Linked DNA regions of Homo sapiens: regions 2, 3, 4, 5, 6 and 7 are each linked to region 1. A link is a loop called in an ENCODE intact Hi-C map of the cell type or tissue named here. Cell type or tissue: mammary epithelial cell. All regions are shown on one strand. Region 1 holds the start of MYO5B (myosin VB). Region 2 overlaps MYO5B (myosin VB). Region 3 overlaps MYO5B (myosin VB). Region 4 overlaps LINC02837 (long intergenic non-protein coding RNA 2837). Region 5 overlaps MYO5B (myosin VB). Region 6 overlaps MYO5B (myosin VB). Region 7 overlaps MYO5B (myosin VB).

Region 1 (4,000 bases):
AGCTGTATTTGAGGCTGCTGCGGCCCCACCCCCAGCCAGGTGACAGCCTCCGCGGCCACCTTCCTGAGCATGAACTCATCCCGGCCCTGCTCCCCTCCAGGAGGAATGGGAGAGTTGAATAATTCCTCAAACTTAGAAGGGTGGCCAGCCCACGGAGCCGAAGGGCTCCCACATGGGCTAGACAGCCGCGTGTGATCGCCAGGTAAGGACGCGGAAGTGACTGTTCCTACCCAGCCCAGACCTGTTGGCCCGGGCGGGTGTCCCGGGAATCGCATACCCACGCAACGCGCGTGGACACCACACGCACACACAACTCTGCATGGAGGCGTGTGCATAGGCACTGTTAAACGTGTTTTGGCCACCCAAGAAGACGAACAGGAAAACCAGGCATTGGACTATCCAAAACTTGTTTTCTTAAAGGTGCATAGGGCACATGTGAAGAAAAGGCCTTTGCCCCTCTCACTACTGACTCCAGGTTGAAACTCGAGGGGTCCCGGGCGGCTGCAGCGCTGCCGCGAGCTCCCCTGGAAGCGGTGGCTTGTCCCTAACTTTAACCACAGCAACTGCTGCGGAACGCGGGCGTCTCCGCCCGGGCTGCACCTGTTCCCGATTCGGAGCACCCAGCCTCACACATCCCTTCTGACCTTGAAGGCATCCTGAAACTCACACCCTGCTCCCGGTTCGACTTTACTCCAACCCCCTCCCCGCAGTCACTGAAGCCCTCTTTGTACCAAAGAGGCCGCGTCAAAACATCCATCCCCAGCAAATTCACAATGCTCTTCCCTGGGGTCTCCGGAGATAACGGCGCACCCCTCTACCCATTGCTTACCCTCACTCCATCCAGCCGCCGCGCCCTCACGCCAGGTTGTCTCCTCCCTCTCCACCAAGTCCAGAACCCCCACCTCTCCCAAGTCCAGGGTTCCCTGTTGTGGGTATGCGGGAGGAAAGGACGCCTCGGAGGCGCGCCCTCGAGAGCCGGCGCCGCAGAGCCCCTGGGGTGGGGTCCACGGCGGGGACAGGGGACAGCAGCGGGAGCACCGCGGGGGCCCGTCCCGCGCACGGCGCTCAGAGCTGGCAGGGTCGCCCTGCCGTTCGGGGAACTCGGTTGGAGCCGAGCCCAGGCAACGAAAGTGAGGGGCGCGGCGGGGAGGGGGCGACAGCCCTGGCTTGGTGCTGAGCCGTGGCGCTGCGGAACCTCTAGGAGCCGGGTGGCCGGTCAGTGCGGGCGTTCCCGGAACCGCCAAACTTTCTCCGCCAACCGAAGTTAGGGACTCCGAGGACAGTGACGAGGAGGACACCGCGGAGGGGGGTCTCCCGTCACCTCCCGCCTCCAGTAGCCGAGGGAGAAGGCGACCCTGAGTACTAGGTGGCCCCGAGCGCGCCACCCCGGCCCCGGGGCGCCTCCCTCGCGGCCGCGCTCACCTGGCTGTAGAGCTCGCCCACCGACATGGCCCGGGCCGGGCGGGGCTCGGGCCCCGGCTCCTGGCTGCCCCGCGGCTCTCAGTCCGCGGCTGGCCCGCCTGGCGCCATGTTCCCGGGCTGGCCTGGAGTTTCTCGATCTTCTCGCTCTTCTCCGACCTGCCCCGCCGGCTTCCCGCAGGCGCCGCGGCCGGCTCGCTCCCGGCGGCGCGACCTTTACTCCCGCCGCGGCGGCGCAGCTACGGCCGGACAGGAGTTGCGAGCGCCGGGGGAGGAGGCCGCGCCGCACCACTCCCCTCCCAGGTGTGGGGAGGAGGCGAGGGCCGGCGAGGAGGGAGGACCCGCTCGCGTCAGAGCGGACGGCCCGTGCGCCGCCGCGCCTCTGAGCCCTGCCGGTGCCCGGCCCGACGCGCCCTCCCGCGCCCCCGCTGCCACCTGGGCCTCCGGGCCGGGGGCGGGGCGCTCAGAGAGGAGCTCCGGGACCGGCGCGGGCCGCCCCCTGCTGGACGCCGCGCGCGCGCAGGCACAGGTGCGCCCCGGCGCCCGCACCTGCCCTGCCGCGCTCCGCTTCCACCCGCACCGGGCCCCGCGGAGTCCGGCATGAACGCGGTGCAGACAAGAAAAGGGAAGAGGAACTAACCAGAGAGGGGGGAAAAAAGAGAAGCGTCTATGGCTGGAAGGCCCCAGACATTGCCCTCGATTTTACCTGGCTGTATTCAGCGCTTTCATGATTAAAATTCAGTTACTCGTAGATCGTTATTAAGGCGACCTGGATATACATACACCAGGGATCTTCTCCTTCAAACTGAACTCTCTGCGCGGAAATCCTTGTCAGTAAAGTGGGAGTCGTAACTCCTTCTGTACAAATATTGTCCACTTTCGCCCACAGCCTCCAAGGAGACTCCAGGCCACTCATCTCAGAGGGCTTCTGCTTTTCCGGGAAGTCTCACGTTCTCCCAACCCCCGTCTCGTCTACATGCAGACTCCGGGTCCTTTTGCCACTCACTACCTCGTTTATTTGTGTTCCCTCTCTGACCATGGCACTTGGCTGCCTGCAGCAACTTCAGCTCCTCTCCTACTTCCAGTGAAAAGTAGAAATTTCAACCAAGAAAAAAAAAAAAAAACTGCCAGAAGTCTGTGGAGGGAGACGAGGGGCTGTCAGAGGAGACACTCCCTTCTGAAGCTGACATCTGTCCCTGACCCAGGGGTGGCCCCTGAAAAGTGGTTCTCAACCGGAAGATATATCTGTACCAGCCGGGGCAGTTGTTCAAGAGCCCCAGAAGGTGATTCTCAGAGGCATCCCACCTGGAACTCAAGATCCCGTTGTAATTCACCTGTGCAGGCCTTCCCATGGGCACCTCCACAATGAGAGTCACATGGGGAGCTTTAAGCGTTCCAAGGAAGAGGCCCCAACCCAAGGAATTCTGATATAATGAAGGATGGGACCTGGGTATCCCAATTTTTAAAGCTCCTCTGAAAGTCTAAAGGATGGTACTTCCAGGGTGACAAATGCATTGACCAAAGCTTGGGCGGCTCTCATTGGACCTAAAAATGGAACTCTTCACATCAGTGGCAAGAGCAGAAAGGGATTTTTTTCTCTTCCTCAAAAGTTTTTCTGCATATTTCCCTTCCCCGGATTCCTGTAGCTCTTAAAGTGTGTCCCCACCCCCCACGCCCACCATCAGCATCACCTGGTAACTGTTAGAAATACAAGTTATTGGGCTCCACTGCAGACCTACTGAACCATAAACTCTGGTGTGGGGCCAGTACTCATTGTTCTTTCTGCCTCCAGGTGATTCTCCCCTTTTTGAATAAGAAAGTCATCAGTCCTGCCTAGATCCTGGCCTCTTCCTCCACCACCATTAGTGGTCCCATCTCTCTACCAGCAACTCTTCCTCTCTCCACTGGCCCCTGGCTTTTTGTGTTTTCCTCTCCTGCTAAACTTCTTAAAGCAGTAGCTTCACTTATTTAGCTATCTCCACTTACGCCCAGTACCTCCTTAATTCTCTGATTCTCAACACTTTATGCACATCAGAATCACTTTTGAAACAAGTGGATGTCTGGTTCCCACTCCCAGAAATTCTGATTTAACTTGTCTGGGGGGTGTTGCCCTGGGTGAAAGGATTCTGAAGAGCTCCCAGATGGTTCTAATGGCAGCCAAGTTTAAGAGCTGCTGTTCTGGCCGGGTGTGGTGGCTCATGCCTATAATCCCAGCACTTCGGGAGGCCAATGTGGGCCGATCACTTGAAGTCAGGAGTTCAAGACCAGCCTGGCTAACATGGTGAAACCCCGTCTCTACTAAAAGTACAAAAATTAGCTGGGCGTGGTGGCGCATGCCTGTAATCCTAGCTACTTGGAAGGCTGAGGCAGGAGAATCGCTTGAACCTGGGAGGTGGAGGTTGCAGTGAGCCGAGACCACACCACTGCACTCCAGCCTGGGTGACAGAACAAGACTCCATCTTTAAAAAATAATAAATAAATAAATAAATAAATAAATAAATGTTGCTGTTCTAATTTCTTCTTATTTGGCTTCCACTCAGACCTATCCTATTGAAATTGCCTCATCACTGTGAAGCATGGG
Region 2 (4,000 bases), 51 kb before region 1:
GAGAAAATCATCCACATACCATTTCTTCCTCAAAATGGGGATAGTTTCTCTCTGGGAATTCTGCTATTGCTTCTAGGACCAATGAGACTTTCTTTACTCTGATTCAACCAAGTAATTCTCCAGCTGCTTTTCTAGAAGCTAACCTAGAAGCCCACCAATCTAATGCATCTGTCAGGATCAACTGGGTTCTGCTGTGGTCACAAACCCCATCCAACATTTCACTGGCACACACAAGGTGTCTGCTTTTGGCTTCTGCTCCATGTTCATCATGGGCTGGCTGGGGGTTCTGGAATTCAGGTTGACGGAGCAACCCTCCCAGAACAGTACTGGTTACCATGGCAGGCAAGGAAGAGCTTGGCAAAATGTGTTATCAGAAATGTTATGAAAGTGGCTTCAGCTCATATTTCCTTAATCAAACCGAATCCCATGGTCATGTCCAAGTTAAACTGTAAGGAAGTGCAATTCTACCAAGTGGTCAGGAGAAAGGGAACCAGATATTCATGAGCAACCAAACAACTACTGCATCCACTTCCCAACCAAAGTAGGAATCTCCTCATCTACGTCTCTGACAAGGGCTGAAGGGGATCTGATTGGGAATATGGGGGGTTTGTGTTGTCATTTTAAAACCAAGGTATATAGGGGATGTCTTCTGAATTCAAAGAGTAACATGGAATAGTTGCAGAATTAATTGTTTCAGTTTCACTTGTCTGCCTTGCTCTGTAGTGTGGGCACCAAAGTTCCCCAGTCCACATCACAGGTGGCTAGTAGTCAACCCCCACCCTCAAAAGACCATTACAGCCTAAGATTATAATGGCCATAGCTGGACCAAGAGCTTAAAGGGTAACCTCAGTCTAACAATGACAACAGCATTCAGGTTTGCCTCGATTTGCAAATTCAAGTGCACCGAGGCATACCATGTGAAATCACAACAGCATCATTCCAGTCATAAGAAATCACAGTGAAGATGAGTGCCAGCAGACATACGATAGGAAAACACCTAAGAATGGAAAGAGTATGAATCACAGAAACTCCTGATGAATTACCAACTGAGTTCACTGTGAGCTGAACCAAAACGCCATCACTTCTTCACACAGACTTCTGTCCAGCCAAGGGGAATGTGGTAATTACATTGTCAAATATTTTTAATCTAAATGAAGCATTTAACGTTTCTATTAAGCTTTATCTTCCTCATTCCAATCCATCAAAGTAACTGTATCTAACCCTGAGCACTGCACACTAAGAAGGTCATTGACAAACTAGTGAGTACTCATAGGACAGAGAGAGTAGTAAGGGGTCTGTTACAAGAGAAAGAGGGGATTGGACATTTATTTAGCTGGGAGAAGCCTTGGAAAGGATGTTATCTGTTTGAAAAACATGAAGGGCAGCTGTGTAGAATAAAATAGGCTTCTTTTAACTCCAAAGGCAGAAAGTGGAGTCAGTAGGCAGGACCCAGGAGGCCCCCCTCAGTTACTAAGAGCAGAACCACCTTCTAACAATGTGAGATCCCACAGGCTCAGCAACCGCAGCATTCTGTATTTAGGAGTTGTTGAACAGCACCGGCTGACACCAGCCACAGGATGGGGCATTAGAGCGGTTGATCTGTATGGGTCTAAGGCTTCTCAGTGACTAATCACACCAATATTTATCTGGATATATGAAGGCTGGGAATAAGGAAGAATAAAAAGTTCTATAACATAGCCAGAGATTTAGAAAGCCCCCAAATGACTACAGGTAGAAGGAATAGAAGGCAGGCATTTGTTAAGGAAAAAAATATCTTAGAGGCTATCTATATAGACAGGATGTTGTTCGGATGGGCACCATGAAAGGCAGCAATAGAAGGTCAGAACATGGCGTGCAACACACAATTTGTGTACAGGCTTGTCCTGTCTCCTACGCACCTGCCTTAATCCATCTGGCAACCTGCAAGCACATTCTGCCCTATTCGTTGCTCTCACAGGGGTCTTGCTTAGGGCCAAGCACACCATATGCATGGAATATCCATTTTCTGGAGGGCCTCATCATCTAGCCGGACAGAATGTTATCACCTTCTTATCCAAAGGCTTTGTCTTATGGTGAGGAAGCTGGTGAGGCAAGCTGCACTGAACACTCAGGTGTTGTGAAAATGTCTTCTGGGCATGTAACATCACAGTGAGTCACAGAACACAGAGACCAGAGGATCAAGGTAACCACTTCTGCCCCACCCCCCTTAGAAATATTAACCAGATTGTAGGAAACCCAAACAATCCCTTTAAGTAGAAAGGAATAGATTAAGAAAGCAACCAGATGGCTTGACACAGCATCAGTAACTTTTTCTCTTTTCTTCCCATGGTATAGAAGACTAGACAGGCGTGCTTTGGACGCATAAAGACCTACCTCATCTTGCTGCCAACTCAAGACTGCCTTGTATGGATGATCCCTCTGAAAAAAAGTCTTCAATTGCCTCCCAACCAGGAGGGGTTGGTCTGCCTCCTTTTTTTGGTTTGAGCTTGCCCTTCACTTAAAAGAGGATAGGCAGGGTTCTGGCAGAGAACTTTCCCAACATCAGTCCTTTTTGACAGTCCCCCTTCACTCTCCCATCCAAAAACAGGACTTCAGTGGAAAATATAACTGAGGTTCTGGAAGATGCTCTCCATGAGCTACATATACACAGAACAGTAGCAAATTAACCTGGAAATAACCCCCAAAAGACCTTAGGGAAAGACATTTATTCTTCAGGGTTTATATAAAGCACTGCTTGGGATGAAGGAAAATGCTGATATTCCAACTGAGTGAAACATTAACTCAGATACCAGTAAGAGTCTACAGGAAGAAGTGTATGGATTATGAATGTGAAAGGCCCTTTGCCACACCTAACATAGCACCTAATAGGTATACACAGTTCATCCACATCTTCCAGGCCCTTCAAAAGATGAAGACCACCCCTCCCCCAGATCACTTCACATGCACAGGTGGTTGAGTCTAAATCCCAGGTAAAAACAAGTTATGGCAGCAGGATTCATGCCCACACTTCTTCAAATCCCTCAGAGTGTTGGGGACACTCAGGGCTCAATACAGGCCTTGAATCAATCACCTATTTACCCTAAAACAGGTAACTTCTGGGAGAGGCAACAACTCAGTGCTTCCCTTCAGGAGAAACATTCTGCCTGGAATTTTCATGCCTTTTTCAGCACAGAGGAAGTTGAGGCTACCACTCCCACCAAAATGGAAAAATTAGAAGGAATCCAAAGTGACCTACTTCTGGGTGTCTATAGAAGTTTTAAGAGCAGCAATTCTCAGCCGGGTGCAGCTCCTCATGCCTGCAATCTCAGCACTTTGGGAGGCCAAGGCAGGCAGATCACGAGGTCAGGAGATCAAGACCATCCTGGCTAACACAGTGAAACCCCGTCTCTACTAAAAACACAAAAAATTAGCTGGGTGTGGTGGTGGGCACCAATAGTCCCAGCTACTCGGGAGGCTGAGGCAGGAGAATGGCGTGAACCCGGGAGGCAGAGCTTGCAGTGAGCCGAGATTGAGCTGAGATCACACCACTGCACTCCAGCCTGGGCAACAGAGCAAGACTCCATCTCAAAAAAAAAAAAAAAAAAAAAAAAAAAAAAAAAAAAAAAAATTTCTCTCAGGAGCATCCCCAAAAGCAAAGTATTTAAATTAAAAATGCTGATGGGAAGACTTTAAACATGTATTTCATTCATCATAAGAAGTATATTTTTCCATTAGTTTTTTAAAAAGTATTCAACCAACAACAAAATCTCTCAAAAGATTATTCAAACAGCTCTAACAAAAGTCAAAAGAGGTTGGAACTGAACCTACCACTGGCTGTCCCAGAAAAGATTTCTGCAAACAAGGAAAAAAAATGTCATTTGAGGGATACCAAAGTATATCAGAAAAAATGGATGGTTTTCCATTAATGAGGTGTTTTAGAAACTCAAAAGTTGTTCTCATTAAGCCTGCAAACTTGTTTACACCATTGGTCTTCACTGGTGCCTGTGACACTGATGGAAGA
Region 3 (4,000 bases), 110 kb before region 1:
CTTCTGGGATGCTGGTAAGTTCTGTCTCTTGATCAGGTTCTAGTTACATCGGTGGGTTCAGTATGTGACAATACATTAAGTTAGATATACACTTATGTGTTTTTCTGGATATAAATCTTACTTCAATAAAAAGTTCAAGAAAGTTAGAGAATTTTCCGTCTTGCTTTACACCCTCACCACATGTGTGTCTATATTGTCTCCCCCAGAATCTTTCATAACTCATATTCTAGGAAAATGTACCACACTTAACTTGTGGTATCTCTTCCTCCACAGAACGCTGTCCCACACTCTCCAGGTATCAGAAGATGGGGATGAGAGCATCCACCCCTTGGTCCTTGGACCAACCACTGCCTCCCTCTCACACTTCGACTTAAAAGACAGAGTGCTCCAAAATAAAACTCCTCAAATTCTCCCCCCTTGAGGCAGAGCCCTTCCCTCAAACCCTGGGATACAGAAATCACATTCCCTTTCAAATACCTGTTGGTCTCACTGGCATTGGAGAATATGAATGGATGACTATGAATGGCTGACTCCTCTTCTGCACAGCCACCTGCCACTCTCCAGCTCCTGGAAGAAGCCCAGGTCTCAAGGGAGCTGGCAGCAAAAGGTGGCATGGGATGGGCGGGAGCCTCTGTAGCAGCGGAATCAGACTGTCCAAGTCCAGGGCAAAGCATCTGCTATGTAACCCCTGGGCAACAGCCCAGCTGGGCCGTCTCCAGTTGAATGCCTGCCTGCCTGCCCTCCTTAATTCTGCCAGCGTAGTCTATCCTAGGGCAGAGGGGTTTTGTTGCCACAGGAGCACAATGGTGCTGTTCAGTCACAACTCAGATGCCTGAGATGACAAGTATGGGGAGGGGCTGCTCCTGCTACCAGTGTCATTTTCACAATTTTAGTTCAATTGTGGTAAATATAAAGTTTACAATTTAGCCACTTTTAAATGTGCAACTTAGTGGCCCTGAATACAATCACATTATTGTGCAACCAACACCACTGTCCATGTCCAGAATTTTCATCATCCCAAACAAGCTCTGGACTCAGGAAACAACCCATCAACCAGTACCGCTTTAAAAAGACACGAGAGAAGGAACTATGAGTAAATATCTCAGCAAGCCCTTGGGAGCAGACTGACACTACAGCAACTTGGTATTAGTGACAAGGTCGAGTTAACGACACAGTTTCTTAAAGGATCTGCATCTAGGCTCAAGGAGGACATCTGTGGGGTGCGGGGAGGTGCTGCCCTCACTTCCAGGGCAGCCAATCAAAGCAACTACCTCCCTGAAAGCAAATCTACAGGCGAGCCTCTCCTCACTCTACGCCAATTTCTCTCCCTGCATCCTTTCAATGCTCTTGACATATGTTATTCCAAGGGCAGACATTTTTATACAGCATGTGGGGGAAACCAATGGCGACTTGCCCAACAGCTGCCCCCAAGAGTCACAGTTTGGCAAGAGGCCACATGCCACTTGTAGGCCATCCACAGTCACCAGAAGCCTCCTCAAGTATTAGCTGTTTGAGTTAGATGATGACAACAGGAAGGGGGACAAACTGAAAAAGCCTATTGAATCAAGAGCCTCAATGGAGTTATACTAAACAATTAACATTTACACAACACTTGCTATGTACGAAGGATGGTGCCAGGTTGCCATGCTGGGATGGGACAAGCTGGGATGAAGCAAGTTCCCATAAGAGAACTTCAAAATAAGCACAGGGGCACGGCCCTTCCATCCAGGTTGCTGAGGTGTTCATGCAGCAGGGAAGAAGGCATAGGAGGGGTCTTTCATCATTAAGTCACTTGCCAGCCCGTCCCACTCTTTGGGAGGTTCCACATTTCATGTTGGGTGTTTCTTTAAAATATTGAATTTCATCATTAAGCCAAAATATGACTAGGAGGTGGAATCTAAAAATATATATATTTTCATGCCGCTAGTAGCAAGCTAAACTTGGAATAAAGTTATGAGTCACCAGAGACTCAAACACACCTTCCAAGAAAGCATCTGCTCTGTTTTCTCAGGTGACTTCACCAGCTTTCCCTTCCTCCTCCTTCACCTCTCCTAAGGTTGACAAAGCCTGGATTTAGGTCAACCTCTTCAGTGGGTCCTTCTGTTGTGGCCAGCAGCCCTCAGAATGAATTATCTCCTAAAGTCACCAGAGGATTGGCTGACCAAAGATGACCTGTTCCCAGAGCCAAAAGGACCCTCCAAGCCCATGCTCCCAATGGGAGGCTGCCCAACCCTTAGGAAAACAAAGACCTACTATTTTTAAATAACCAGCTAACAGCCAACAAAAGCTAACTGAGGGCTCGGGATTCTTTCAGCTGATTCATACACTCTACACACAGGTGATTCATCCACCAGCTACTGTAAAGGTGGTGGGAAAAGGGAGGAAAACACTATGAGAGAGAAACATCTTCATTGTGAAGGTACACAATCCCTGCACTGTAATACAATTTAAAAGCTCTCTCCCAAATAAAGGGTTGCCATACTTTGGGGCTGATTTCAGTGTTTTGTGTTTGGTTTTGGTCATAGTAAATAAATCAGGTGTCCTGGGACAAAAAGGCTTATATGGGGACAAAAGTATTATTTCTGGGAAAATTTTTTCAGTCCAAGTAACATTTAACATTCAACATTCTGATTCACACATGCAACCTTTTCTATTCCACCCCTCTGCTCTGTAATCTTTGTTAAAAAAAAAATAAAGCCCACAATTGAGGAATTCACAATTGTATACAAAAAGACAACTGTGGATGGGGAGAAGGGTTTGAGGCTAGCCTGATGGTCTTTCTTGCCTCATCAATTCATATTCCACACTTCCCAAATTCTTGGTTATGGAACCTGAAATTTTACCAAGAAGTAATTTGTTTGGTTTAACAAAATTCTTTTCTAAAAGTGAAAATACACCTATAAAAGAAATATGATATATTAGTATTTATACCCATAAAAGTCAGTTCAGTGCCATCTGCAGAAAAACAGTTGAGATTGGCAGCTAAGAGGAAATGTCTTTTTATCATAGATTAAGGTAGCCTCAAGTGTGATGGGGCTTAAGGCCCACAATGGTACCAAGGGCTGGAGGAGAGTTGGAGAGAGGGTTAAATATAACAGGAGGCAGGCAAAGTGCCAGACATAAGTCCTCACTAAACCATGGACCAAATCCTATTCCCTGTGGTTACTGGATTCCAGGATCCAGGCCTCAGCCTTATACTATGAATATTATAAGCTCAAGTGTGTTATGGACCAACAGGTTGACCTGGAAACAGTGACCTGCAAAAAGATTGTTTCTAGTGAAAAAACACATCTTAAAACTCCAAATATGTGAACAGAGAAAAATTTAGAAGGATATTCCATGTTATTAGGAGCTATCAACATGCAGAAGTCATTGTTTAAAACCAATTCAGGTCTAGAACCTAAGTGTTTCCTCTGCTTAAAGCAAAGGCTATCTGCGGATTGATAAAATATACCAATGTCATCAACATACTGTGAGACCCAATCCTTCCTACCTCAAGGGAATGTGCAGCCTAATACTAACTGTAGGATTGGGACCTCAATTCTATTCATGGATATCCCTTCCAACTTCTGTCCCTCCTAGGAGCTAAGACCATTAGACAACGCATGCTTATTTTACTTCAGTTAAAAAATGAATGGTACCACCTTAATACAAGGGAAAGACTTGCAAATTTGAGGAAGAAAACAGCCAGTTTAGGCAAAGAACTGTTTTTACTCACAACACTTCTGACACCAGATATGTGGACTTCTAACACCAGATATGTGGGCTTCTTCCACCCAAGAACCAATTCTCCAGACATCAACTGGGTGTTCCTCCTAAAATTCAATTCTAACACTAACCACCTGGAGACCCCACAGATTAAGAGCCCAGTTCCACAAGATCATACCCACTGCCAGTGCCAAGTCTAAGGTTCCCACCTGTATTCCGGGAGTTCCCATGACCCTTTTCTTCAGGCTCAGTAATTTACCAGAACAGCTTGTAGAGCTTAGGTAAGTGCTTT
Region 4 (4,000 bases), 680 kb before region 1:
CCCCATAAATATGTATAATTATTATGTGTTAATTAAAAAAATTTTTAAAATAGTCAAATTAATCACACACACAAGGGAAAATTCTACAGACAAAAATCTCCAAAGTCCAGGGCTGTCTCTTGCTTGCAATGGAGAATCTGACACTAGTTGTTTCCTCCATGATCCCTGCTCCCGATGGTGGTCTTCTTCTATGATTTCAGGTCTCACCGGGCTCTAGTAGCTCCATCTTCTCCTTTCCTCCTCTATCCAAGGGAAGGTGACCAGTCTTTGTTTGTTTGCTCCCTTAACTCTATCTATGCCTCTACTGGGAGTCCCTTCATTAGGGTTTTTTTCACTTGAGCTACACTTGGCGAATTCTGTTTCCAGCTGGGACCCTGGGTGATGGACAGAGTCAGGAGTAACCACCATGCCCTGGCAATAAATGATGGTTCAGCTGCGTGAGCATTGTCTATATGTGCAGTCAGCCGCTTCCCCGTCCTCCTCTTCACCATGTTCCATTTCTTTTCAACGTGCTAACTCCTTTGTACTAACAATTATTAAAGAGTTGATTTGCTCTACATACCCAGTGACAAATACTCTTCTAAAAACTTGAAGGGGACAATGAGACTGGGATTAACATACCTATGTAGAGTCGGCAATGCAGTTAGATACGATTCGTGCCTGGATATCTGACTTCATTTCTAAAATTCCACCAGTGACTAATTATGTTAGAGTTGCCTCCTTCCATCTTTCCTCTTGTAAAATTCATCTATTTCTGGAATGAATATTAATATTTATTGAATGCTTTTTTTTTTTTTTGAGACAGAGTCTCACTCTATCTCCCAGTCTGGAGTGCAGTGGCATGATCTCGGCTCACTGCAAACTTCGCCTCCCAGGCTCAAGAGATTCAAGTGCCTCAGCCTCCCAAGTAGCTGGAATTACAAGTGCACGCCAGCATGCCCGGCTAATTTTTGTATTTTTTTTTTTTAAGTAGAAACAGGGTTTCGCCATGTTGGCCAGACTGGTTTCGAACTCCTGACTTCAAGTGATTCGCCCTCCTTGGCCTCCCAAAGTGCTGGGATTACAGGCATGAGCCACTGCACCCGGCCTGAATGCTTATTTTATGTGAGTTACTTCGCATTTGTTAAATCAAATAATCTTTACAACGCAATTTTTGTGTTACGAGAAAGGTTAACTAACCCAGTAAATGGCAGACCTGGAGCAGGACGGAACCCCAGGCCTCCTGGCATGAATCCTTTGTGTTCCTGGGGAGAGGAATACATTCAGTCTCACGCTTCTTAGTGTCAATGAATATTTTAGGTAATGGAAAGTAATTCTGGAGCCCAGAGAGAAGATAGGATGGAACGATGATAAAGGGGAAGACACGAAAATACAGCTAATTATTTAGTGAGCATCTACTTGCATGTTGAGCACTGGGTATGGTTCCTCCCACATATTTCCCAGAATCACTTTGTAAGGAGGATTGTACGACCCACGTTTTACAGAGGATGAACTTGGGGCTCAGGGAAGTTTGGTAGTTTGCCCAAGGCCCTACAGGCAGTAAGTGGTTGGGGATGCATTATGCATAGAGCTAGGTGAGCCTGACACTGTTTGCTTTCTTTCCATTACACCTGCCTGTCATGGGAGAGAATTTCAGAAAAGGGATACCAAAATTATGGGAAAACTTGTCTTGGATATTGCCAAGGGTTAGTCCGGAAAGAAGCCCTAAATACTACTATTCACAAAAACTTCATTTCTGTGGTGGAGTGGCTGAGGGACACCATGGGCCACTAGATGGCACCAGTTCAGCGTCGGAAGAAGCTTTCCCCCATCATTTTTGTGGGCAAAGGGTGCGTGGAGCACCCTGTCCCTGCTCCCCAGGGTGGCACAAGAGAATGAGTACCAGCAGGTGAATGCCGCAGGGGCCATCTTGGAGTCTGTCTGACATACGTCTCTGAGGTGGGCAATTTTTTTTTCTTTTAAGACCCAGGTGCAAGTGATTCTTTTGCCTCGGCCTCCTAAGTAGCTGGGATTACAGGCATGTGCCACCATGCCCGGCTAATTTTTTGTATATATATATAAAAAAATTTTTTTTGAGACGGAGTCTCACTCTGTCGTGCAGGCTGGAGTGCAGTGGCATGATCTCGGCTCACTGCAACCTCTGCCTCCATGGGTTCAAGCGATTCTCCTGCCTCAATGTCCCAAGTAGTTGGGATTAAAGGAGCCCGCCACCACGCTGGTTAATTTTTGTATTTATTTATTTATGAGACGAAGTCTCGCTCAGTCACCAGGCTGGAGTGCAGCGGCATGACCTCGGCTCACTGCAACCTCTGCTTCTTGGGTTCAAGTGATTCTCCTGCCTCAGCTTCCCAAGAAGCTGGGACTATAGATGCGTGCCACCACACCCAGCTAATTTTTGTATTTTTTGTAGAGACGAGGTTTCACCATGTTGGCCAGCATGGTCTTGATCTCTTGATCTCATGATTTGCCTGCCTCAGCCTCCCAAAGTGCTGGGATTATAGGCATGAGCCACTGCGCCCGACCTAATTTTTGTATTTTTTAGTAGAGATGGGGTTTCACCATGTTGGCCAGGCTGGTCTTTAATTCCTGACCTCAAATGATCTTCCCACCTCGGCCTCCCAAAGTGCTGGGATTACAGGCCTGAGCCACTGCGCCCAGCCCAGTTTTTGTATTTTTTGGTAGAGAGGGGGTTTCTCCATGTTGGCCAGGTTGATCTTGAACTCCTAACCTCAAGTGATCTGCTTGCCCCAGCCACCCGAAGTGCTGGGATTACAGGCGTGAGCCACCACGGCTGGCCTGGAGTGGGCATTTCTATTCCCTTTACACAGGTGAGGGAAATGAAGATAAGCAATACTGAGTAACTTGCCAAGGGTACTTAGGCATAAAGTTGTAGACAAGGGATTTCAAACCAGGCCTGTCCGATTTGCAGCTTGTAATTAGTGTATTACTAGGTAGATTGGGAATGTTTGGCCTGGAACAGAAAAGACCCTGGAGTGGGATCCACGTTGACAGTCTTCTGGGACTTGGATCACAGCATGGATGAGGGTGCAGAACTAAATCCAATAGGTGGGAATTATCAGGGGTAGATTTTTCTTTTTCTTTTTTTAAACGAAGTCTCACTCTGTCTCCCAGGCTGAAGTGCAGTGGCATGATCCCAGCTCACTGCAACTTCCACCTCCTGGGTTCAAGAGATTCTCCTGCCTCAGCCTCCCGAGTAGCTGGGATTATAGGCGCCTGCCACCACGCCCAGCTAAATTTTGTATTTTTAGTAGAGACAGGGTTTCACCATGTTGGCCAGGCTGGTCTTGAACTCTTAACTGATCCACCTGCCTCAGCCTCCCAAAGCACTGGGATTACAGACGTGAGCCACTGCACCTGGCCAGGAGTAGATTTTTTTAAAAAGTTAATACATGATAAGATTTTGCTGGGCATGGTGGTTTATGCCTGTAACCCCAGCACTTTGGGAGGCTGAGGCAGGAGGATCGCTTAAGCCCAGGAGTTGGAGACTAGCCTGGGCAATGTAGCGAGATCCCATCATTACAAAAAATAATAATAATAAAAATAGCCAGGTTTGTTGGCCCGTGTTTATGGTTCCAACTGCTCTGGAGGCCGAGGTGAGAGAATCGCTGAGCCTGGAAATCAACGCTACAGTGAGCCACGATCACACCACTGCACTCCAGCCTGGGCACCAGAGCGAGACCCTGTCTCAAAAAAAAAAAGATTATATTTAACTAGTTAAGAAGAAAACTGGACAATCCAGGCCAGGTGTGGTGGCTCATGCTTGTAATACCAGCACTTTGGGAGGCCAAGGCTGGTGAAATCCTGTCTCTACTAAAAATATAAAATTAGCCAGGCATGGTGGCATGCACTTGTAATCCCAGTTACTTTGGAGGCTGAGGCAGGAGAATCACCTGAACTCGGGAAGCAGAGGTTGCAGTGAGCTGAGATCATGCCACCGCATACCAGCCGGGGTGACAGAGTGAGACTGTGTCTCAAAAAA
Region 5 (4,000 bases), 290 kb before region 1:
AATTGTAAGTTAAACTGGCCAACTCTAAATGTGTGCTTGACTAAAGTTAGGCTGGCAGAGAGCCGAGTTCACGGACTACATCGTTTTACTGAATGACGTCATACCACAGCCTATCCCAGGGACACTGCAAGAAATGGTCTCAAGAACCAGCATTGTATATATCACCGTAGGATATGGTGAAGGATGTGGCTTGTCACGTCACAGATTATGAAAGCCCACAGGAAAAACAAGTCAGCACCACGGACAGCTCCAAATCCTCTTGAACTGCATGGTTCTTTTCTATTAAGAACTCTCAAGCCACTCAGTTTTCTTCCTGTTACTGTTTGCATAGAAACTTGGTGCCAAATTTGCATCTTTTCTTTCCAGGTGGGTGTACAAGGCCTTAGGATATGAATGTTGGGTGCTAGCCTTACCCTGGTTTTATCTTTGTTTCCTCCCTTACTGACTTCTTGGCAGTGAGGATACATTTTTAGAAAAAAGCTCCCCAGGGGATTCTAGAGCACAGTCTGGGGATAGGAACCCTACTCTAGCCAGATCATGGTTATCAGTGAATTTTTGAGCTAGATGTTACCTTAGAGATCTCAGGCGAATCCCCTTGGAAGAACTAAAGCCCCAATCATTTCCAAGCTATCAGCTCTGGTTGTGAATACAACTGAGACAGAACCCAGGCCTCTGTCCAGTGGGCACTCTGTCTACTCCCTATGCTGTTCTCACAAATACCTTGGGACACCTTCACCTGTGGTGTCCTTGGTGTTCGCAGATCCTCCCCTTCTGGCTTAGAAACCTTGTGTGACCAGAGGACCACTGCCTAAGTTGTCTCCAGGAATTATAGGAAAAAAAAAATTCACTTGCAAACAGCTGGCCCCATCTGCTAAGAGATTGCAATGAAACAAGCCCCTATATAGAGCTCTAATGGAGATTATGTCAATGCTTCCTCTTGTAACAGAGTGTCAAGCATGTTATTTGACACTGGGTCACACTCCCCACTTTAAATGCCAGCCGGTCCCAAGCAAGGACAATGCTATCTGTATGAGCATGAACCCAAACTAAGGCTAAGAGTCTCCCTTGGACTGAGGAGTTCTCCTGACATGTTCCAAGAGTCTCCCAATAGCTAAATATCTTATAGCTTGGTCAGAGGTGGCAGAACATACCCTGAAACCAGCCTGACAGGTTTCAATCCCAGCCATGCTACTTACTAGCTGTGTGACCTCAGTCAAGCTACTTAACCTCTGTGTGCCTCAGTTTCTTCATCCTTAAAATGGGAATAATATTAATGTTTATCTCCTAGGGTTCTGGTGGGGATTAAATGAGTTAATACGTGAGAAGAGCACAGCGTGCCTAGTCAGGTAGTGCAGGCAAGGGCACAAGAAAGCAAGAGCTTATCCACTCCTCCCGTCTTTTCTGATCACCCTCTACACACAGGGCATCCTGCCCAGGGTAGCTAACACCTGCCACCACTCACAGATGTTTGCCAAGCAGGAAGCTTAAGGCAAAAAGCTTTTTTTATTTTTTTTTTAAATAGGCCATTTAAATCTGCTTTTCTTTGATTTTTCAAGCACGTGGATTGTAAAATGCTAGATTTATTTTTATCCTCTCAAGTTAACTTTAGAAATCAGCAATGCCAATGCAGAGCCCCAAGGCTGGAAAGCAAGGCCTGGGGGAGCCAGCATGTACACAGGGCTCCCAGCAGGGTGCAGCGGTCAATGCCTACTCATCCCTGAGACTGCACTCTGGCTGGAAGGTTAACTCACAACATTTGACTAAGCAAGTCTTTTCTTCCTGTCAACAGCCACAATAGCCACTGCCACCTTGGCATGCTTTGTGCTTGTGTTTTTCAAAGGGCCAGTGCCAGACAGCAGACCTTTTCCTTTGCACTCTTTTCCCTCTGAGTGGATGTGCCCTCCTCCCTGACCTGGTGTATCACAGCAGGCTGACCAGGGGCAGGCACAAGCCCTGTGCCCACCCTGTGCCTGGGCTCTCTGCTTTGCTTCCCCAGTAAGGAGCCAAGCCAAACAAGGCACCCTGTAGAACTAACACAGAGAAACACCCAGTGACAGTCTCTTCTCAGAAAGCCTTGTCTTTTGCAAGAGCACGGAAACAGAGGCATTCTATTGCTATCTCTGCACCACTTTTGGGCTCCTGTTCAGGGCAGCTGGCTTAGGTGTAAAATGCTTTTTTCCTGCCCTACTGGGTCATGAGAAGCTTTAAAAATGCCCAGTATAGAATAGATACATTAAATCCCAATGACTTACAAAGCCATACCCACTCTAAAATTCTGTTTCTCCATGCCACACACACTCTTCATGTCCTTTCCTTCCCTAGGAGGCACCCTCTGGGGCACCTCAGAAGCCTGGTTCTGTGGCCACCTCTACACCCTGCATGGACAAAGTAACAGTGGGCCTCCATTCAACTCTGGGAGCCAAACGCAGCAGTAGGCATGCACGGGAAAGGACTGAAACCCTTCAGTAATGTTTGGGGTTAAAAAACCCGCAATGCCCCCATTATGGCTGTGGGATCAGAGCTCGGGTAGGATCCTGGTCCCAGCACTTTCTATTTATGTGACTTTGGCAAGGGACTTGATGTCCCTGGCCCACCATTTCCTCATATACAAAATGATCTCACAAAATTGTATGAAGATCAAATAAGAGTGAACACAAAACACATATCGCAGAGCTTGGCACATGGCAGGTGCTTGGAAAATCCTTAGGATCAATGCTGTTCAGCCTGTTGGCATGCGATTTCCTCCCTTATGATACAGCATGCGACATACGTCACAGCCATCCTCTGTCCAGCAAGGCCAGCAAAGCACCTGAAACAGCCAGGCATCCAATAAAGGTCTTCTGAAGGGAAGGAGGACTGGCCATGTGGGCCACCAAAAAGTGGGGGTCCAGGTTTGTGCATGCATACATGTGAGCCTCGTCTATTCCATTAGACAAAGCTGAGTGTTCTGTGCTTGTCTCGAATCTCTTGTACTACGTTGTACGGTACCCAACCCCCTACAGGGATATTTAATCAATGGCTTGTTACCCCTTTGATTGGCTGACATGGGAAGGTGGCCAGGGTAGAAAGAGGACAAAGCTTAAAAATAAGAGTGCTAACCATTTTTCAAGTTTCTCCTACTGCATACCAGGCCCTGCATATGCATTAGACCATTTATTCTTCTTTCAGCCCTGTCAGCCCCATTTTATGGATAAGAAAAGAGGTTCAGAGTAGTCACATCAGCCACTCAACTTTTAAGCAGAAGAACTGAATTCTGATTTCCAAAGCAAACACTCTTTCCAAAAGAGGCAGACAGACAGATAGGCAGACAGAGAGACAGAAGGGCAAAGTGATGCAGAGCATGGGCTCTGGAGCCAGACAGCTGGGGTTCAAACCTCGGCCCTGCCACTGCCACCTGTGTGACTTTAGGATGCCATGTGCCCTTCCAGTGTCTTCAATTGTACAAAAAGGGGGATGGTAATACTTGCCGTAGGAGGGCCGCTATATTAGACAAGCTACTCCAGTCAAAGCGCCAGCCCCATACCCCACACAGCAAGCCCTCCATGCACACCAGCTGCTGCTGCATTACCCTATGTCACCCCTGCAAGGGCAAAACACCAGCACCTTGGGCTAGTGTGTCAGTTTCCTATTGCTGCTGCAACAAGTTACCACCAAGTTATGACTCAAGATAGCATAAATCATTATCTTACAGCTCTGGAGGTCAGGAGTCTGAAGGGGTTGGCACGGCTGCATTCTTTCTGGACGCTCTAGGGGAGAGTCCATGTCTTCGTCTTCTCTGGCTTCTCAAGGCTGCCTGCATCCCTCCCACCTCTGATTCTGTCATCACTTCTTCTCTGAACTTGATCCTCCAGCCTCCCTCTTAGGAGGACCCCTGTTATATCAAGCTCACCTGGCTCACCCAGGATACTCTTCCCATCCTACAGTTCTTAATTTAATTGCATCTGCAAAGTCCCTTTTGCCATATAAGGTAACACACTCACAGATCCCAGGGCTGAGGGTA
Region 6 (4,000 bases), 83 kb before region 1:
GGCCTAAAGCCATGTGAGAACAAGAACAAATCATGTCACTGCCCTGTTCAAAATCCTCCACGGGTTCCCCATCCCAGCGAAAGTCAAACCCTTGCAGCAGCCTCAAAGGCCCTACCCAGTCTGGCCTCTCTCACCTCTCTAACCTCATATCCTACCCTCTCTCCCCACTCCCTTCACTCAGCTCCAGCCATAGACTTCCTTGCTGTTCCTCAAAATCACCAGGCCTGCTGTGCCTCAGGCCTGGGCACCTGCTTTCCCTGTCTGGAATGTTCTTTTCCCAGATATCCACGCTGCTTCCTCCCTCAAATGCTTCAAGTGTTTGGCCAAACGTGAACTTCTCTGCATGGCCTCGAATTTCACCATCACCTCCCTCACCCCATTTCATGTCTCCTTTCTCTGCTTTATTTTCTTCTCCTGGCAACAACAGCATCTATGCCCTAAATACTTTATCCTGCTTATCTCCCTCACCATGAGATAAGCTCTCTGTGGCCTAAACCCTCCCACCTTCCTCCCTCATTTGCTCCAGGTATGCCCAGCAGCTGATAGGCACTCAAGGATTTGGAAGATAGTGCTTTCTCTCATTTTATACAAGAAGAAAGTGGGGTACTTGGTTGGCAAGATTAAGCACCTTGCCCAGTACACATTACTGAAAAGTACCAGAGCCAGGATCTGACCCTAGGTCTGTAGAGCTCCAAAGCAATGTTCTGAATCCCTCCTGCCTCTCCTCTTAAATGTGCTTTCTTTATCCCTGAGTGCATGTCACTGAAACTCACCAATCACACTCCATAAATGCAGAATGTTGAAGTATAGGGCCAACTGAGGACGGAAGTTAAGGAACCAAATTTTATTCATTAGTAAACAATTTCCAAATATGTCTGTAGCATGGATTAGCGAGAATGATGAGTTTAAGGGCTATAAACCACCTAGAAGATCTAGACAAGGTAGAGTATGAGTCTGTTAGAAAAATAAAAATAGAAGCATAAAAATTAGATAAAGGAGAAAGCAGGCAAACACCTACAGATTCAAAGAATGCCTTACTGAATACAAAACATATCAGAAGAAGATCCTGCAATCATAGTGTACCATAAACAGAGAGCAGCAGATAAAACTACTTTAAAATGTTCACAATGATAAGATTTCAACACCATTGAGATTTCTCTTCAGAAAGTCACTTAATTCCCCTCTCATAAGGTTAACGTTTTCATTCTTTGGTGGAGACTATATTAAGGAAATGGCAAATAGGCAAAAAAAGAAGAAAGGGATAATGCTCAGATTAGCTCAAAGATTACTAGAGTGGGAACAGAGGCTGTGTCAACTCAGTAATGTTGATGCCTTGGTAATTCAGAGGTATGTAATGAGGCCAGCACTGAGGGTTGCACTGCCATCATTTATAATCTGTAGCATTTTTTGCTAGTGTCAAAAAGTTAAACTGCAGTTATCTCACAGAAGTAAATTCTATTCATAAAACTACAAAATCTCTACTCTGCAAAGGGCACTGAATAGTAAATTATTTTGTTAGACAGTCACAGATTGAAAGATACACACCCATGTCAAGATTATAATTTAAACTAGTAGGCAGAAAAACAGATCCTTCTGGTTCTCATTCTCTTTGAAAGTTCTGGGGCAAATTCTCCAGATTGTATCTCTCATTCAAATACATGTTCCTTGGGTAAATTTAGATAAGACTGAATTCAAAAGAAACAGGCACCTGCTAAAACCCTATCTTCCTTAAGGGGTCAGTCATGAACTGAGATCTATAATGGTTATTGTTGCTTTTATTGCTGTATGTTTGCAGAACCTTTTGCAATTATAACCAGTAGTTATTAAGGTCCTTAAATTCTCTGCAGTTTATGCTGATAAAGGGATCTCATTAAGGTAAAATAAAACTACGTTTACTAACTGAACATTGGGACTGGAATTTCTAAGTCTTAGCCCTTTCATTCATTTCTTTGAACTTCTGAAGACTCTGCCTCTTATCAACTCATCCCCTCTTCCTATAAGGCACCTTGAGCACATGAGTCACCTGGAGACTTCAATGCACTGCACCTACTGAGTACCTACTATGTGCCAGGCAAGCTCTGAGCACTGGAGCAGAGAAGGAAGAGACAAGATCGCTGTACTAATGGAGGTCACATCCTAGTGGGGGAAACAGGCAAAACCAGATACAGAGACATCTGCTATGAAGAAAAGTAAATATGGTAAGGGGCTTGGAAACAACCCAAGTGGGCAAAGGAAGAGAGCTATATTAGATCGAGTAGTCAAAGAAAGCCTCTCTAAGGAAGTGGCAATGGAGAAGCAACAGGACAGAAACGAGAGAGCAAACCTCCTAAATATTGAGTAGGGAAAAAGTATAGTAAAGAGAATTGAAGCCCCACTCCTGAGAGATCTGGGCTACATCTAGGAATCCATAACTGTAGCGAACCAACAAAGCAACTGCATCACGGCTCCAAGGGGCTCCTTTTGAGAAACACTGCTATTAAGGATAAATATGGAATCCTCCGTACCCAACAATACTGGCCCATCAGAGCAGCAAAGCATCAACACCAAGACGTCCCCATCAAGAGGCAAAGGCAAGGCTCCTGCCGAGCCACCCACCCACCTGCCCACACCCAAATGGGGCTCCAAAGACGGCCGCATGGGACCCCCATGGCGCCTTAACCAGCTGAGCACCACCAGCCCTATCTGCCTTTGAGCATGCATTGTGCATGACACTTGAGACTGGTTATGCCCCACGAAAAACCTTTTTCTGTCTGCTCCAAGGCAACTCAGGCCCTTCTGGTACATACACAAGAAAACCCCCACTATATTAAGTCACTCCCTACTGGACTGAAGGTTTCTAAGCTGGTACACAGTAGCAGCTCAGTAACTGATGAATTATAATAAATAACAATGACTAATGACAGTAACATCCCTATTGTCAAAATGTTTGTGAAAATGAACCAATTTTCAGCAGTGTAACATCCAGTATAGCAGCTTTCTATTATACTTTCAACACAGCAACGTATTTTAAAAAAAATTGGGTCATTTATTTCAATAAGACATTTGTTAGCACAACACAGTCATTAAATCACAAACACACAATCCTGTCACCCACATTAAACTTTAAAATCATTCCACATAATGAAGGTTACATGGACGTTGAGTGCCTGCTTATAAATAACGCACAATTAGAACACTTTCTCATCTCCAAGAATTAATCGTTTTTCCCTGAGACCTGTTTCAAGTGTGCCTCAATTCCCTGCCCGTCCCCACCACCTACACTGCTGAGTGTGAGGAGGCATCTTCTGTAGTTTCCCATCCATTCTCAAAAAATATTTGCTCAGTACCTGTAGTCAGCATTGTTCTAAGTACCGGGCATAAAACAGTGAACAAAAAAGACAAAAAGGCTTCCCTGCCCTCAGGAAGCTTCGCATCCTAAAGCAGTATCAAGGGGTGCTTTGACATAAAACCAAAAGCCTTGCCTTCCCTCCCAAGAGTCACTGATGCCTCCCTGTGATGCTGTCGTGATCATTTTTGCCAGTTGCACTGTAGGGCTCACCATGGTTTGGAGGCAGATAACTACATTTCACATTTGTGTTAAGATGGGGGACAACTGAACGTTAGAGAAAACACATTGCTGGACCATGGAACACTGCTCTGATATGGTTTAATTATTAAAGTTAGGAAGCTGCTATCTCCTTTTCTTTATGCCTGAACATCAAGTGTGGCCTCGTAATTATCAGGCGCACGTACAAAATTGCAACTTATTTCTGTACATTAAAGAATGCTCCAAAAAGCATCAACTACACAAAGATAGGTACTGTGGGGCCCTGAAGGGTTGAAGTTAGTGTGAGGGTCTTTTCTCATGGCAGAGTCCATCAGTGAGAGCTGCTTAGAGGAGCCCCCTCTTACCCACTCCCCTTTCTGGCTTTGATTGTTATGCTCACCAGGAGTGACTCAGGCTGCTGTTCTTATCATCCAGGCATCTCAAATGCTATTTTAAAGTACATGGAAGTTTAGC
Region 7 (4,000 bases), 190 kb before region 1:
CTCAATCACATCCTGCCTTATGGCAGCTCATCGATAACTGCTGTTTAATGTAATTAACTAACCATTTATTTACATCATGCTCAAATGGTTTATGAGACTCTTAGTATATAGACTTTGCTTAAGATTCATAAGATCACTGGATGTCATTCTTCCCATTTTAAATAAGAGAAAATAGAAGTTTGGAAAGGTCAAATGATGCACCCAGAATTCCTTAGCTAGTGAGACACTGAGCCCGGATTCAAACTCAGGCTTCCATCTCCTTGCACAATTTTCCACCAGGTTATGCTGGTGGAATTATACAGGATAATGCATTATCATTATACTCCTGTATCTCTGTATTACCATTACACTCCTTCCTGTATAATAAAGCAGCCTTTAACAAATCCCTCCATAATAAACTTAGCCTCAGTGTAAGTTTAAATATGTATTGGGGTCATCAGTGCTGGCTGGCTTGACATCACTTCTCTAGAAGGCCCCCACCACCCACCTTTAACCATCCTACCTTCATAGCACTCACTATACAGTGTACTAACATTTTCCTCATCCACTTAGTGTTCCTCCCACCCTAGTCTCCCCACTAGAACCTAAATCCTATGATGGTCAATCTCACATACAAGGACTTGGATGAGTGGTCTGGCACCTGGATTTTAAGAGGAAGTCCTCAGCAAGGGCTGTTATGTATAGCAGTACCGGCTGAGCACACCATCTGGAGCCCCCTTCGAGTTGTACAAGTTACTGCCTGCAAACTTTGTCGTCCCTGCCCTATGCTCAGCCTTCCATGATTCACCCACAGGAAGGGGACTGACTTGTGTGTGTGGGGAATGGGAGGGAGTTGAGCCTCAGACAGGTACAACTCTATTTACCTGAATTGGAAACTCCCTGAGAGGATGAAGAGGTGGGAACAACACTCACTTAGGCCCAACACACACTATGGTTGCAAAACAGGAAGAAGGGGAAGCCTGGCTTGCCAAGCCACCACAGAAAGGACATCCCATCTCCAAACCGGTCATGAAGCCCCTCTATATCATTTCATCCTCTGTGACAAATCATCTGAAGATTTAGGTGTGTCAACAGAATATATTCTGTTCACTAATGGGATAATCAGTCTACTGCTTCTTGTCTGTGTCTACATGCTCTAATCATATAGTCAACACCATCACCAAAACACAGATCACCGACAATAGTTTTTAAAAAGAAGGACTATGCTAGAGAATACATAGAATTTTAAAATAATTTCTGTCCAACAAAGATACTTGTATAAGTACCATGGAGAGTATTAATACTTGGAAGACAGGGTAGAAAAATACAGTGACAATGAATCTTGGAAACAATGGTGACTTAAAATGATAATAGTATATATGTGCCGAGCGCAGTGGCTCACGTCTGTAATCACAGCACCTTGGGAGGCTGAGGCAGGTGGATCACTTGAGGTCAGGAGTTTGAGACCAGCCTGGCCAACATGGTGAAACCCCATCTCTACTAAAAATACAAAAATTAGCTGGGTGTGGTGGTGGGTGCTTGTAATCCCAGCTACTTGGGAGGCTGAGGCAGGAGAACTGCTTGAGCCCGGGAGGCGGAGGTTGCAGTGAGCCGAGATTGCACCACTGCACTCCAGCCTGGGCAATAGAGCAAGACTGTCTCAATCAACAACAACAACAACAACTCAATATGGTATATTTTCATGATAAATTCAAACAAGCGAAATGAAACAACAGAATACTAAGAGATACAAACACACAAAACTATATTAATATAAAAAACCTATTATAGTGAGGGAAGTTAGATAGGAGGAAGACTCCAGTGGAAAGAAAAATCAGATTCGGGGAACGAAAGGTTATGTGGGGAGAGAAAAGTAAGGTTGGGGAGCAGAGGTAGGTTAAGATAGCAGTCAAGTCAGGTGAGAAGGTATATGGAAAACTACCATAAGTCAGATTTGGGCTCAAAACAGAGCCATATAATTACAATTATTCTAACATTCAAGGGCTTCCTCCCAAAGTTGGGAACACTATAAATAACATTTCTGCTGCAAGAAGGGGCTGGGCCGGAATGTTCCAAGCAAGAGAGTCTACAAACCCTTCCAACAAGACAGCCAGGCCTGAAAGTGGGAAGGAGATGTGTCTCAGGCACCTGGAGGCAGGGCACTTGTGTGAGGGGTTCTCCAGGCCCAAGGACTGAGCAGGTCCTGGGTTCCTGGGGTGAAAATGGCAGAGGGATGTCCTCATGCAGTCTGCCACCAGGTGGTGACATTTTACTCTACCATACCCTCCCTACCAGGCCAGGGCACCACTCAGCCACAGCCCAGAACTGAAACCAAGCCATTCAGGAAGGCTGTCATGAATATTCACTGGAAACTGTGTAATTGGCATTTGGCAGGTAGAGTCCCAAGTGCCTACTTGGTAAGATGAAAATGAACCTTCTGATAGTGTAAGAGATAAGTACTTAGTACATTTAATATCCAATATCATTTTCCCACTTCAGTTAAACAGTGGCCCTTGGAGTGCTAAGCGCTATTTATAAGCCTCTCAGGTGTAGTGTGATATAGGCAGCAGCGAAATGAATCTGTCCCTTCCTCTTGCTGGCTATTCCCAAGCAGGGCTGTCTCCATCTCAGATGAGATACCATCACAGAAAGAACCCGGGGAGTGCCACCCAGCCCACCCCATCGTGGGCAGACAGGCCAGACAGAGGGAGACAGAGCACTGGTTAGGGCACTCCTCGGTGTAAATGGGAAGGTGCCAATTCCCTTGCTCTTAAAATAAGGGTCTGGAAGATTATCCCTAGGATCTCCTGCTACTCCTATATTCTGTGATTCCAGATCCAGGTTATATGGGAGCTGTATGATACATTCTATATCAACTGAAGTTTATAGAACTGCTAATGTCCAAAATACACTGGAATTCAGAAAGCTGCAGGTTTAGATGAAAGTGAGCAACAGAGGCACGTGTTTCCTGTGATTTTATGCTTTTCAGACTTATTCTAATGTTGTCATTAGCTAGGGGTGAACTATGATATACACATATAGAATGTGTAGCCTGTCAGACCAAATAAACATCACTTTTCAAACTCACTTATTTCACTTGTTCTTGGAAACTATTTTGCAGCAAGGGAGTATATTCAAGTATATTCAAATAAAATGATTTTTCCTTGGCCAGTAGTACAGCTGGCATTTCAGCCAGGTGCATGTGAGTCCCTCATTCCAAAACCCATCCTCTTTCTCTATACCACACTGTCTCTTTGGCATGCCACCAGTAAGATACAAGTCTTGTATTCTTCCTTTGATAGATACTGCTTCATCCATACATTTTTTAAAATTTAGGGCATCATGGTGGCTGGGTGCAGTGGCTCACGTCTGTAATCCCAGCACTTTGGGAGGCCGAGGCAGGCAGATCACGAGGTCAGGAGATCGAGACCATCCTGGCTAACATGGTGAAACCCTGACTCTACTAAAAATACCAAAAATTAGCCGGGCGTGGTGGCGGGTGCCTGTAGTCCCAGCTACTCGGGAGGCTGAGGTGGGAGAATGGTGTGAGCCTGGGAGGTGGAGGTTGCAGTGAGCCAAGATCGTGCCACTGCACTCCAGCCTGGGCGACAGATCGTTCCTCACTTCTCCAGGTGGCCTCTGAGGTGATCTCCTCTTCCTTTGTGATTATAACTGCTACCCACAAGTTGTCCACACTGGTATTTCCCCAACCCAGATACTTCCTCTGAGAGCCAAACACATATGCTCAACTGCCCACTGGACAACTACACGCGGAAGGTGCACAGGCGCTCCAAGGCCTGCACGTCCAAAACAGTGCTCTTTAGCTCCCCACCAATCTGTTCCTCATCCTGCCTTCCCGAGGGATGGCTCAGCAATGAGCAGGGAATCTGGGAACTGCCCGTGACACCTTTCTCTCCTTTACTGCTTGAGGCCAAGCTGGCTGTATTGCTTTGAATTTTTTTCTAATCCACCCCACGAAGCCCTGTTCCTCCTCCTTTCCCTCCTAGATGCTACCACAGCA

Evidence for each region. A loop is a pair of places that touch in the nucleus more often than their neighbours do. Peaks named below come from ENCODE experiments on the same cell type or tissue, not always from the same donor. Only the 100,000 strongest peaks of a DNase experiment are listed, where the experiment ranks them.
Region 2: it touches region 1 in a loop (2.9-fold over the local background); 6 of 110 quality-filtered maps call a loop at or near these places.
Region 3: it touches region 1 in a loop (6-fold over the local background); 4 of 110 quality-filtered maps call a loop at or near these places.
Region 4: a loop joins it to region 1, with 7 times the contacts of the local background. A loop is called at or near these places in 23 of 110 quality-filtered maps.
Region 5: a loop joins it to region 1, with 3 times the contacts of the local background. A loop is called at or near these places in 4 of 110 quality-filtered maps.
Region 6: a loop joins it to region 1, with 9 times the contacts of the local background. A loop is called at or near these places in 13 of 110 quality-filtered maps.
Region 7: it touches region 1 in a loop (9-fold over the local background); 48 of 110 quality-filtered maps call a loop at or near these places.

The regions. Positions count from the first base shown.
Region 1 is chr18:50,193,345-50,197,344 of GRCh38, forward strand. MYO5B (myosin VB) reads right to left here and starts at 1,803. Exons shown (of 40, transcript NM_001080467.3): 1 at 1,423-1,803. The coding sequence starts at 1,449. RefSeq lists silencers at 1,478-1,717, 1,778-2,017. In mammary epithelial cell, a CTCF peak has its summit at 1,944 (motif pointing left); DNase peaks (open chromatin) are centred at 97 and 1,787; H3K4me3 peaks cover 2,093 bases; H3K27ac peaks cover 655 bases.
Region 2 is chr18:50,141,932-50,145,931 of GRCh38, forward strand. The region is part of intron 1 of MYO5B (myosin VB); the gene reads right to left. Among named protein-coding and RNA genes, the nearest start is that of MIR4320, 17 kb to the left of the region's middle. In mammary epithelial cell, a CTCF peak has its summit at 1,531; DNase peaks (open chromatin) are centred at 980 and 2,140; H3K27ac peaks cover 685 bases.
Region 3 is chr18:50,079,103-50,083,102 of GRCh38, forward strand. All of the region lies in intron 1 of MYO5B (myosin VB), which reads right to left. Among named protein-coding and RNA genes, the nearest start is that of MIR4320, 45 kb to the right of the region's middle. In mammary epithelial cell, no CTCF peak of the experiment used is centred here; DNase peaks (open chromatin) are centred at 2,029 and 2,289; H3K27ac peaks cover 1,560 bases.
Region 4 is chr18:49,509,057-49,513,056 of GRCh38, forward strand. All of the region lies in intron 2 of LINC02837 (long intergenic non-protein coding RNA 2837), which reads left to right. Among named protein-coding and RNA genes, the nearest start is that of LINC02837, 12 kb to the left of the region's middle. In mammary epithelial cell, a CTCF peak has its summit at 1,773 (motif pointing right); no DNase peak of the experiment used is centred here.
Region 5 is chr18:49,898,422-49,902,421 of GRCh38, forward strand. The region is part of intron 21 of MYO5B (myosin VB); the gene reads right to left. Among named protein-coding and RNA genes, the nearest start is that of SNHG22, 86 kb to the left of the region's middle. RefSeq lists a silencer at 58-352. In mammary epithelial cell, a CTCF peak has its summit at 1,690; no DNase peak of the experiment used is centred here.
Region 6 is chr18:50,109,861-50,113,860 of GRCh38, forward strand. The region is part of intron 1 of MYO5B (myosin VB); the gene reads right to left. Among named protein-coding and RNA genes, the nearest start is that of MIR4320, 15 kb to the right of the region's middle. In mammary epithelial cell, a CTCF peak has its summit at 1,703; no DNase peak of the experiment used is centred here.
Region 7 is chr18:50,007,735-50,011,734 of GRCh38, forward strand. The region is part of intron 4 of MYO5B (myosin VB); the gene reads right to left. Among named protein-coding and RNA genes, the nearest start is that of MIR4320, 120 kb to the right of the region's middle. In mammary epithelial cell, a CTCF peak has its summit at 2,230; a DNase peak (open chromatin) is centred at 2,277.